Linked DNA regions of Homo sapiens: region 1 is linked to region 2. The links are chromatin contacts, found by Hi-C or POLR2A ChIA-PET in ENCODE. All regions are on one chromosome and are shown on one strand. The core of a region is the stretch at or near the end of the contact, and the rest is flanking DNA. Distances in the headings are between cores, read along the strand shown.

The links. Hi-C counts contacts between places; a loop is a spot of excess contacts on that map. ChIA-PET counts read pairs that join two places held with the same protein, here RNA polymerase II (POLR2A). Pooled maps may share reads with other maps.
Region 1: a loop to region 2 is called in a map of CD4-positive, alpha-beta T cell, with 5 times the contacts of the local background. The contact joins the promoter of SLC30A6-DT here to the promoter of EHD3 in region 2. A Hi-C loop is called at or near these places in 1 of 168 maps with a recorded cell type or tissue (CD4-positive, alpha-beta T cell) and 5 of 50 pooled maps. POLR2A ChIA-PET finds 5 or more read pairs at or near these places in 1 of 52 experiments (K562).

What each region holds. Positions count from the first base shown.
Region 1 is chr2:32,161,440-32,167,215 of GRCh38, forward strand. It overlaps SLC30A6-DT (SLC30A6 divergent transcript), which reads right to left and starts at 4,300. Exons shown (of 1, transcript NR_185886.1): 1 at 3,602-4,300. SLC30A6 (solute carrier family 30 member 6) reads left to right here and starts at 4,425. Exons shown (of 14, transcript NM_017964.5): 1 at 4,425-4,464. The coding sequence starts at 4,462. RefSeq lists an enhancer at 5,745-5,776.
Region 2 is chr2:31,231,563-31,237,311 of GRCh38, forward strand. It overlaps EHD3 (EH domain containing 3), which reads left to right and starts at 2,590. Exons shown (of 6, transcript NM_014600.3): 1 at 2,590-3,286. The coding sequence starts at 3,060. It also overlaps a transcript of CAPN14 not described here.

The DNA.
Region 1 (5,776 bases), core at 3,050-5,549, 930 kb after region 2:
AGGGTTCTCTCCTAATGAAGTCACACAGGATGTCACTCCAGCAACAAGTGACAGCATGTGAAAGTGTTAAGCCTCACTGTTAGACATAGTAAGCTTGTTAGGGAATAGAGGGAATCTCCCCTCAAATTCAAGTTCCCAGATGCCTGGCAAGGGCCAACCTTGCCAGCAGGACTTTCTGGGGATAGCAGTCCCAGGCACGTGTTTGCACAGTGGTTCAGATCAATGTGCTTACATTGGGTAGAGGGGACCTATGGAAGTCCAAATTTGGGTGTCAGAGACCTAATAGGGTGAAGACAGTGTCTACAATGATGGACAGCTAGGTATGAGGTGTCAGGGACAGATTGAGGCAGTTATTCACATGGTGGATAGGGGCAACCTGGAATGAGGAATAAGCTCAAGCACAGAAAGGGGTGTCCATATGGGGTAAGGGTGTCAGCAGAGATGGTAGATTGGTTGCACACCAAAGACTTGATGGAATAAAGTGAATATACTAACCACAGAGAAGGTAATTATAAATACAGAAAGGGGGGAAACTAGAATGAAACCTGGAGTTCAGCTTGAATTGGGTTTAAGAAAGTGAATTCATGGTTTAAAATCTATAAAAATAGATGAAATATCGGCTGGGCACAGTGGCTCACGCATATAATCCCAGCACTTTGGGAGGCCGAGGCGGGCAGATCGCTTGAGATCAGGAGTTTGAGACCAGCCTGGCCAACACTGCGAAACCCCATCTCTAGTAAAAATACAAAAATTAGCCAGGTGTGGTGGTACACACCTGTAGTCCCAGCTACTTGGGAGGCTGAGGCACGAGAATCACTTGAACCTGGGAGGCAGAGGTTGCAGTGGGCTGAGATCGCACCACTGCACTCCAGCCTGGGCAACAGAGCGAGATCCTGCCTCAAATAAAAATAGAGGACATATAAGCATATAAATATACACGTGTGTATGTGTCCAAATATGTATATTCCCTAGTCTGTCCACCAAGGTGGCCTTGGAGCAGTTATGCTCCAATAATAATGAGCACATAAAGTACCCATATCTTGCCTTCCAAATTCTTCACTGTCTTAGTCTGCTTGGGCTGCATTACAAAATACCATAGACTGGGCAGCTTAAATAACAGAAATTTATCCTCACAGTTCTAGAAGCTTGGAAGTCCAAGATTAAAGTACCAGCCAGTTTGGTTTCTAGTGAGGGCTTTCTTCCTGGCTTGCAGATGGCCACCTTCTCACCGTGTCCTTGTATGGCAGACAGCACAAGCTCTCTGGTGTCCCTTTTTAAAAGGGCATTAATCCCATCATGACAGTCCCATCCTCATTATCTCATCTAACCCTAGGTACTTCCCAAAGGCTGAATCACCAAAGACCATCACATTGCTGGTGAAGGCTTCAACATATGAATTTGAGGGACACGAATATTCAGTCCATAACATCAACTAAAGGAACCAAGACTCTTTGATAAAATGGCTAAATTCAGGGCTGGGGCAGAGAAAATACATGAGTGTGGAACTTCTTGTGCCAGAGAGAAAAAGTGCCCAAAGATTGATGAGGATGAATCATTGAAATGACACACAGATTAAAAGGGTTCCCACTGGACAAATTTGAGCATCAAAATAAGTAATAGTAGTAATTAATTATAACCCATCAGAAGAAATAAACCATGAGCTCATGTGAATATATGAATACAAACATAAACAAATTACAAGCATAATGAGGAATGTGATATTTATATGGTTTAAAGGTACCTCTCCAGGCCGGGTGCAGTGGCTCATGCCTGTAATCCCAGCACTTTGGGAGGCCAAGGCAGGTAGATCACCTGAGGTCAGGCATTTGAGACCAGCCTGCACAACATGGTGAAACCCTGACTCTACTAAAAATACAAAAATTAGCCGGGCGTGGTGGCACGTGTCTATAATCTGCCACTGATTAGGTGTGTGATTTTCCCAAGCAGGGGATAATAGTAGTACCTATGTCAAAGGCTGTTATGAGGATTAAATGAGCTAACACATAATCGTGCTTTTTTTTTTTTTTTTTTTTTTTGAGACAGAGTCTTGCACTGTCGCCTGGGCTGGAGTGCAATGGCACGATCTCGGCCCACTGCAACCTCTGCCTCCCAGGTTCAAGTGATTCTCCTGCCTCAGCCTCCTGAGTAGCTGGGATTACAGGCTCCTGCCACCACACCTGGCTATTTTCAATAGAGACGGGGTTTCACTATGTTGGCCAGGCTAGTCTCAAAAACCTGACCTCGTGATCCACCCGCTTTGGCCTCCCAAAGTGCTGGGATTACAGGCATGAGCCACTGCACCCGGCTTTTTTTTTTTTTTTTTGAGATGGAATCTCTCTCACCCAGGCTTCATCTCAGCTCAGTGCAACCTCCGCCTCCTGGGTTCAAGCAATTCTCCTGCCTCAGCCTCCCGAGTAGCTGAGATTACAGGTGCCTGCCACCACACCCGGCTAAGTTTTATATTTTTAGTAGAGACGGGGTTTTGCCATGTTGGCCAGGCTGATCTCAAACTCTTGACCTCAAGTGATCTGCCTGCCTCAGCCTCCCAAAGTGCTGGGATTACAGGCATGAGGCACTGTGCCTGGCCTCAAATTCTTAGAATACTGCCTACCACATATTGAATGTTCATTAAATCCTAGGTATAGGACAGGGGTGTTGGCTCATGCCTGTAATGCTAGCATCTTGGGAGGCTGAGGCAGGAGGATCACTTGAGCCCAGGAGTTCCAGACCAGCCTGCGCAACATAGCAAGACCTCTCCTCTACTAAAAAAGATTACTGTGGCTGCAGTGTGGAGAACAGATTGTCGATAGATGATAATACCTACGATTTTATTTATTTTTTACTTCTTATTTATTTTTTTGAGATGAAGTGTTGCACTGTTGCCCAGGCTGGAGAGCAGGGGCACGATCTCGCCTCACTGCAACCTCTGCCTCCCGGGTTCAAGCAATTCTCCTGCCTCAGCCTTCTTAGCAGCTGGGATTACAGGCACCCGCCACTACGCCCAGCTAATTTTTTTTATCTTTAGTACAGACAGGGTTTCACCATGTTGGCCAGGCTGGTCTCAAACTCCTGACCTCGTGATTCGCCCGCCTAGGCCTCCCAAAGTGCTGGGATTACAGACGTGAGCACCACACCTACTCAGTTGTTCTGTATACCATTACATGTTCAGCAACCCTAATCCAACCATCTGAAATTAAAATGCTCCAAAATCAAAACTTTTTGATCATCAACACGATGCCACAGTGGAAAATTCCACACCTGACCGCATGTAAAAAGCTGTAGTCAAAATTTTGTTTGATACACACACAATTTTTAAAATTGCATAAAATTACCCTGAGGCTATGTGCATAAGGTGTATACGAAACATAAATGAATTTCAAGTTTAGCCTCTGGCCCCATCCCCAAGATAAAGAGCCACAATCTGAAACAGTTCTGGTCTTAAGCATTTGGGATGAAGGATACTCAACCTATACCCAGTTTTCTACACGACACTACTTATGAATATCTTTTAAAAATTTCTTTATCCCTACTTGTTTTCTGTCTTCCCTACCAGAATATAATTTTCACGAGACCAGTATCTGACAAACACACGTGCTACATATTCAATCTTTATCGAATGAATTTAATATTTTCCAAGTTTTCTATAATTAACATTACTTCTATATTATTAATTTTATAGAGAATCCAAATAGCATTTTATTAAGTAGACCATTAGTCGGTCCGAGTTCAAATTCTGCTACTACAGCAAACTATATGTAGGACTCAAGGCAAGTTTCTTTTTTTTGAGACGGAGTCTCGCGCTGTCGCCCAGGCTGGAGTGTAGTGGCGCGATCTCGGCTCACTGCAACCTCCGCCTCCTAGGTTCAAGCGATTCTCCTGCCTCAGCCTCCAGAGTAGCTGGGATTACAGGCGCGTGCCACTACGCCCGGCTAATTTTTGCATTTTTAGTAGAGCCGGGGTTTCACCATGTTGGCCAGGCTGGTCTCGAACTCCTGACCTCAAGTGATCCGCCTGCCTCGCCGCCGAAAGTGCTGGGATTACAGGAGTGAACCACCACGCCTGGCGGAGGCAAGTTTCTTAATCTTCTTTCCTCACTTGTAAAACTGGAATACTGTCCATTTTCATAAGGTTAAATCATACAACACAGGTAAAAGCGCTTCAGCACGCAACGAAATTTTTCTAACGTAACGAAAAACTCCTCGTTGCTCCTTGCCTTGCCCTTAACCTCAACGCTTCAGGTCCCGACCAATCTCTCGGAGAGCTCAGAGGGAGCCGCTCTAGCCGCCTTCCGCCACGGAGTGCAGGGACAGCCGGGAAGGGGACGGAAGCCGGAGGCCAGAGCACGCACTTCCTCCCACGCTTTCCTCACAGCCAATCGCCCACTGGTGCCCCACCCCTTCCGTTCTGGGAAAACTCGAGCACCCAGAACGGCTTCCGGCGGGAGCTGTGCAGCTCCTTATCATGGTGAGTTGGCTGTTGGGGTGAGGGTTTCGGCTGTAGCTGATTCGGTTTATCTTATTTGGTCCCGAAGCGACCTTGAAATCCCTCAGCCACCCAGAGGAGGGGTCATTGGAGTTGAAGTCGGGCCCCTTGGCAGGAGCGGCTGTCTCCCAAAATGTTCCCCTTCAGAGTTCTGGTCCCTTTCGGTCCCTCACCTGTTCCGCAGGCGCTCACGATCTAGGCCCCGCTGCAGGCAGAGCTTTCAGCTCCTGGCGAGTTTCTGACTTCCCTCTGCCGAGATTTCTTTAAGGTAATAAAAGTTTTTGCCAGCGTCAACAACTAGGCCACCAACAAAAGATCTGAAAACAAGTCCACAGCAACAACTGTAATAGTGATTCTTAGAGCAGTGGCGATAACGCCAGCGGAAAAAAAAAAAAAAGGTTAGTAATAGGGTTTTAGGGCAGACGTCTCACTCTGCAACTTGGCTTTACTAAATATTAAGTAGCCTGATTACGGCAGCAAATTTCATAAGCGCAGTAACTACAGAAAGTCAAGGTGTTGGTAGGACATTTTATTGCTGCTTTATTTCTGGGTTTGTAGAAACTAATGGAAGACCCAGTAGACGTTATGGTTGTTGGGATATGGTGTTTTCTCTCAAATTTGTTAGAATTAGTCATTCTTTGCCTTTAGAGCTCAAATATATAGCTCTGAACTTTAAAGATAAGCAGTTGGTTGGGATTTGAAGTGTCCAAGTGGCGTGTGCCTTTTGAAAATGCATTTATTAGAAAAATTTATGGAGTACTTATTGATAGCCTACGTATGAGAAAGAGACCACATTTCTGTGCCTAAGCTTTTGTCACTGTACTAAGTTTTTTACTTAAGTGGATATGGTCGGGAAAATGCCTCATTCACACACTTTATGTTTTGTAAATTTTCTGTAATCCTTTTGCACACAGAAAATGGGTAAAAGTTTACACTTTTTGGCTAATGATCAAATAGCCTTCAGTTACGCTCTTCTTCAAAACATTCACCATTGTGAAGCCTGTAGCCAGAGTTATATTTCTAAAATTTGACCACATCACTCCCTTACTCAAATTTTCTCCTTTTTTTTTTTTCTGTAGCACTCAAGATAAAGTCCTGTTTAGCATGGCATACAAAGCCACTCATTATCAAGCTTCTTACTTTTACAGCCTCTTTTTTTGTTGTTGTTTTCGAGACGGAGTTCCACTCTTGTTGCCCAGGCTGGAGTGCAATGGCGCGATCGCGGCTCACCACAACTTCCGCCTCCCGGGTTCAAGCGATTCTCCTGCCTCACCTTCCCGAGCAGCTGGGATTA
Region 2 (5,749 bases), core at 1,340-3,839:
TTTTTTAAACAGATAGATTTCAACTACTCAAGACTGAGACGGGAGTAGATGTGTCAACACGCACTTGGTAAATTAGATATTCGGAACAGACATTCAGCAGTAGACAATGGCATGGCCGTACTGATTACAAAATTCTTGAAATACTTCCATAATGGGGCCCCTTGATTTCTTTCCTGTCACGCTGGCCATACTGACCTCTCTCCGGGGACAGGCTCAGATCTCTCCAAGGTCCAGACGCCACTGTATTAACACCAGGCGTGGCACGGGGCCGCAAGCCTTGCTCCACTAGGAAGGCCAGTGTCTGTTCCGGGTGTTTGATTCTCATGCCTTGTGAGTTGTTAAATATCTTTAATATTACTCCTTAGGTTCGTATGTTGGTAGTAGCTAAACACCAAGGGTGAAATATTAATCTGAGTGAATTCTCAACAAGAGATGATCAGTTTTGGGGTTCAAGGAGGGAGTCGGGAGATCTGAGATGTAACTAAGGAGATTCTATTCAGCACTGGCCTCTGATAATCCCCCCTCCCCTGAAATCCCTGCAGCTTCACCACACTCCTCTTGAAGCTCCTGCAGGCACTTCAAACGCAACACGTTTTAGATTGAACACATTATCTCTGTCTGCTAAATCAGCTCTCTCTCTGCCTCCCCTAATTAGTGGAAGAGCTTCTCCAATGATCTTATCCCCTATGGTAGAAAATTCAAAATCATCCTAGACTGTGCCTCACCCTTATGTCCTCTTTTTTTTATCACATACCAAGATCTGACAATTCTATTCCATGAAAAAAATCTTTTGAGTCTGACCTCTTCTCCAATCCCATTGCAGCTGTCTCCTAAGTTTTGGAATAGTTTCCTAAATGGTCTCTTGGCCTCTGTATTCGTCTGTTTTCACACTGCTGTGAAGAAATACCTAAGACTGGGTAATTTATAAAGGAAAAAGGTTTAATTAACTCACAGTTCTGCATGCCTAGAGAGGCCTCAGGAAACTTACAGTCATGGCATAAAGGGAAGCAAACACGTCCTTCATAAGGCGGCAGGAGAGAGAAGTATGAGGAACCAAGTGGGAAGAGCCCCTTATAAAACCATCAGCTCTCACGAGAACTCACTCACTATCATGAGAACAGCATGAATGAAACTGTCCCTATGATCCAATCTCCTCCCACCAGCTCTCTCCCTAAACGCATGGGGATTATGGGGATTACAATTAGAGATGAGATTTATGCGGGGACACAAAGCAAAACCATATCAACCCCCAACCTCTTTTGCCCCTCCAACACTGCTCTTGGCATTCCAGTTCCTGCCTGGTCCATAGCCTACTCCTTCTTCATCTGTGGAAGGGAGGGTAGTGGGAGTCATTAGCCTGGGCAGGGAGGAGTGTTTTATCACTACACTGTTTAGAATGGTGCCAATACAAAGCACATCAACTTTCAGCAAGTTTATTATTGGGTTTAAATTCTCTACACACGATGCACTGCTTTTGCCTACACCTGGACAGTGTTCCCACTCACTCTCCTTAGTATGATGCTGGAGATAATATGATCTGCCATGAAGGTTAAATAAAGCAATGTTCACTGAGAACTTAGCCCAGGCCCCTGCACATGCTGAGCATTTTGTTAATGTAACAATGATTAGTAATAGCATTGCTATTGGTTCCCCATCTCTGGCAAAGCCTTTCATGCTTGGCCTCCCTCACTCTCTTTCACCTTCCTAAACCCTACACTCCAGCTATGCCAAACTGTTTACTCTGCCTTGGACACACCAAGTTCCTCAAGCCTTTGCAAATACTCCTTACGCTCCTAGAACAATGGATGTCAATTCATCATTTAGGATCCAGCTTACAGTCATGCTTTCCATGAAGCCTTCCTCAAATTAGCCACACAAAAGGAGTGACTCCTCCCTGTATTCCCATGACCCTCTGCTCATGCCTCCTCTTTAAAGCCTGCCTTCACTGGAGTTCCTGGAAGGGAGAGTCTGTTCAGCACTCATCTCTGTATCCACAGTCACCAAAATTGTAACTGCCCCATAATAAATTCCCAATACTTGCAGGGATTTTGCTTCTTGGCTTGTTTTGTTTTGCTGGAATGAATGAATAAGTAAATGGGAACGATTTTGACTTCACCCTAAGCCTAGCTAAAAGTTTGGGTAGTGACAGTTTTGGTTATTTTGTGTAACCTGATAGTGGATCCCCTTTCTATGCCAAAAAAAAAAAAAATCCCCCAATACTAGAGTACCTGTTTTCCTAGGGAATTGACCTCAGCAACTGAAGGAGAGGCGATTCAAAGCAGGGAGTGTGATGAATAGGTCAACTCTGTCCTCGCAGCCGTCCCTGAGAGGGCGCTGTTCCCAAATCGAAGCCCCAGAGGCGGAGACTGAGACACCGGCACTCTCCCACTGGACTGGGTCAGCATCCCTCTCCCCGCGCGGCCGCAGGTCTAGAGCTGAGCGCCTGCCCACAAACATGGCGGCGCCCTGCGCGGCTTCCCGTCGCCGCAACCGTGGGGCCGGCCCTGCCTTGCCAGTACTAGGGGACTTCCTCTGCGCGCCGGCTTCCTGCCCAGCTGGCATTTAAACCACCGCCTGGGGCTGCAGGATGCTGCTGCGGATGCAGAGCTGTCCGCGGGCTGGGCAGCGTCGCCGTCTCCCCTGAGCCGCCTCGGTCCGGCAGGAGCGGAGCCGAAGCATCCCTTGCTGCACGCAGGGCAGAGCAGGCGAGGGCTGGGGGCCGATCGGGGACCCCGGCTTGGGACCCCGGCATCTGGCAGTTTCCTTGCAGGTTCAACTTTAATTGCCAAGATTTCACCCCTCCTCCTCAAGCCCAGATTATTTATCCTCCCTCCGGCCTGGGCTGCTGGATGCAGCAGCGGCTGGGCTTGGTCCCAGGAGCAGGGAGAGTGCGCTCCCGGCCCTCCTAGCCGCGTGCCCGGGCCATGGTGCGGCTGAGCCCCGCGCTTGGGTGAGGCGGCGGCGCGGCTCGGAGCCCGGCGGACCGGTCCTACGGGACATCTTCCCCTGAGGAGGAGTCTTCCCCTGGGGCTGCGTGCCGGGGGCGAGCGGCGGCCGCGATGTTCAGCTGGCTGGGTACGGACGACCGCCGGAGGAAGGACCCCGAGGTTTTCCAGACGGTGAGTGAGGGGCTCAAGAAACTCTACAAGAGCAAGCTGCTGCCCTTGGAAGAGCATTACCGCTTCCACGAGTTCCACTCGCCCGCCCTGGAGGATGCCGACTTCGACAACAAGCCCATGGTTCTGCTGGTGGGCCAGTACTCCACTGGGAAGACCACCTTCATCAGGTGAGCCGGCCCAGGGTCCTGGCAGCCCACCCCGGAGCCCAGCGCCTAGTCCCTCCGGTCACTCCTGGTGCTCCATCCCAGACAGGGGACCAATGGGAAGCCTTCAGTTGAGGGCTCTGAAGAGATCTGTGTTTGTGCAGGCGTCAAAATCTTACCCCACAATTTTTGCTGGTCCCCCTTCCCATCCTACCCAATACCTGTCCACTCTACTTGGCCCTTGGCTGTGGTGGTCAACCTGAAGTATTCAAGTGTAAAGCCATTCCCAGTCTCCCCATCTTATGGATGATGAAACCGAGGCCCAGGAGGCACAATGGAAGAGCTCCTGGTCTCTGGAGCGCCTTATGTTGGTGGGGATGTCTTACGTCTTCACTTTTTAGCAACACATCATTCACGGGCAAAACCTCTTCCCTTGTTTTTCAAGGGGCTTGGCACTCACATGGGGGCCTCACAGTTGCAGCTGAGTTCTGATGGGTGCGGGCCTGGGAACGGAGGTGGCCTGGGGATGCTACTTGTCCTCCTTTTATCATTTCCTTCTCTAAAGCAGAGCTCCTGTGTATATATCTTGGAGACTCAACAGAAGCTGAGTCCAGAAGCAGAATGCTTTTTTTTTCCCCTTTCTCTTATTTGATCTTAATGGCTTAATAATAATATTAAAGACGCTTAGAGATGGAAGGGATATTGGCATTGTCTCATCCAGTTGCTGAGTTTGCAGGTGAGATAACCGAGGCGCAGAGAAGTTAAATGAATTGTGCAGAGCCATCTAAAGAGTGGGCAGCAGACCTGGGATGTTAAGTCCTAGATGCATGTGAGGAGATGCTTGGCTAAACGCCTGTAACTCTGAGAATGAGTCATCCATTCCCTTCAATTACAGAATCCTTGGGCTGGAGGGAGGCTCAAGAAGTCAATTTGTTCACCCTGCATTCAGAGAAGTCCACCAGAGGCCCTTCTTATCTTTAGAGAACAGGCTTCACTCCAGTCCTCAATCTTCCCAACTTCAAGGCCAGCCATTTTCTTGGCCCCTTTTATAGCCATTCCAAATTGTTGAGAATGCTGTGGCCCTCTGTCTTAAGACTCAGGCTCCCACAGCTTGAGAATGGAGTTTGGTGGCCCCCCAAAGTCAAGTGTGCTCATCTCCTGCAGAGGGTTTGGAAAGCAGGGGTACCCTTATTCCTATTCCTTGGCTGTTTGAGCATCCACAGCATGTGAAATGCTGTGCTTTGTTTGGTGAGGAGTGCAGAAAAGTTAACAGTCTAGTTACTAATTTTCTAGGTACTAATTTTCTCTAACATCCACCTTGTAACGCCAGCCTTCTGGAAGTAGCACCATGCTAATAGGTCATGTCTAAACACAACACCACATTGAGTTTGTCCTTGTGGAGTGCACAGCCTAGGGCTCAGCAGCTTTAAGAGGCCAAGTGATTTCTGAAGGAGTTTGGGAGGTGATGGGCCTGTTGGCTCTTGTATGTTTTATATTGATAGAACTGCAAGAGGCCTTAGAGATTAAACTAATCCATTGCTTCTTAACTTTCTATCTTTAGAAAAATGTACGTACATCCCAAATTTGCATATAATGTTGGGGGTCCAAGGGCCTTCTTTGGACTTTAGGGTGGGAACCCCTGATCTAAGCCATGCTTCTTGTTTTATTAAGCACCCATTGCTGCCAAAGGCACTTCAGAGCTGCCTGGGTTGCCTGCAGAGTTTCCTTTGTGAGCCCTGGCCTCCACTTGGCCCATTCATGCCTCAGGGGAAGTTCAGGCCATTTGCAGATGGCCCTTGCCCTCTCAGCCTTCCCTGGCTCTCTACACATATGGTATTTATAACCTTTCATACATTATCTGTAGCTTCTCCTTCCTGGTGTACAATCATTGACAAGACAACATCCATGCCTTAGCATCTCTGGGGCCTTGCCCAGGGTCTCGGCTATAGGAGGTTCCCAGTAGACATTTTGCAGAATGGGAGGGAAGATGGGGAGAGGTGAGGATCCCCAAGCAGCAGACAGGTTTGAGCGCCTTTTGTCTGAGACACTCTCCCGGCTTTGCCTAAGTCATCACTGGCTGTTAACTGGGTCTAAGAAAGTGGCAGAGTCAAATTGCCACAGATGATTCCTCATCTGAGGGAGACAGTAAGACCGGGAGAGGCAGATCGCTCTTCTTTCTTATCCTCCATGTGCAGTAGTTCCCTCTCCCCACTCATGTCAGCAACTGAATTTAGCTCATGCGTCAAAAGCTGTCTCCCCTTGAGGGAGTGTCAGCCAGCGCTGTAGGAGGGGTCATACCACAGGGAACCCTCCAGAACCAAATCATGTACTTTTCTTCTTTCTCATAAAATCCAGTAAACAGTTGTTTTTAATTGGAAAATATAGAAAAGAATAAATTTAAAGAAGAAAAAAAGTCACCCATAATCCCATGACTTAGGAGAAGCTATTTTAATTTACATATAAAATATATTTATATATAAAGCATAT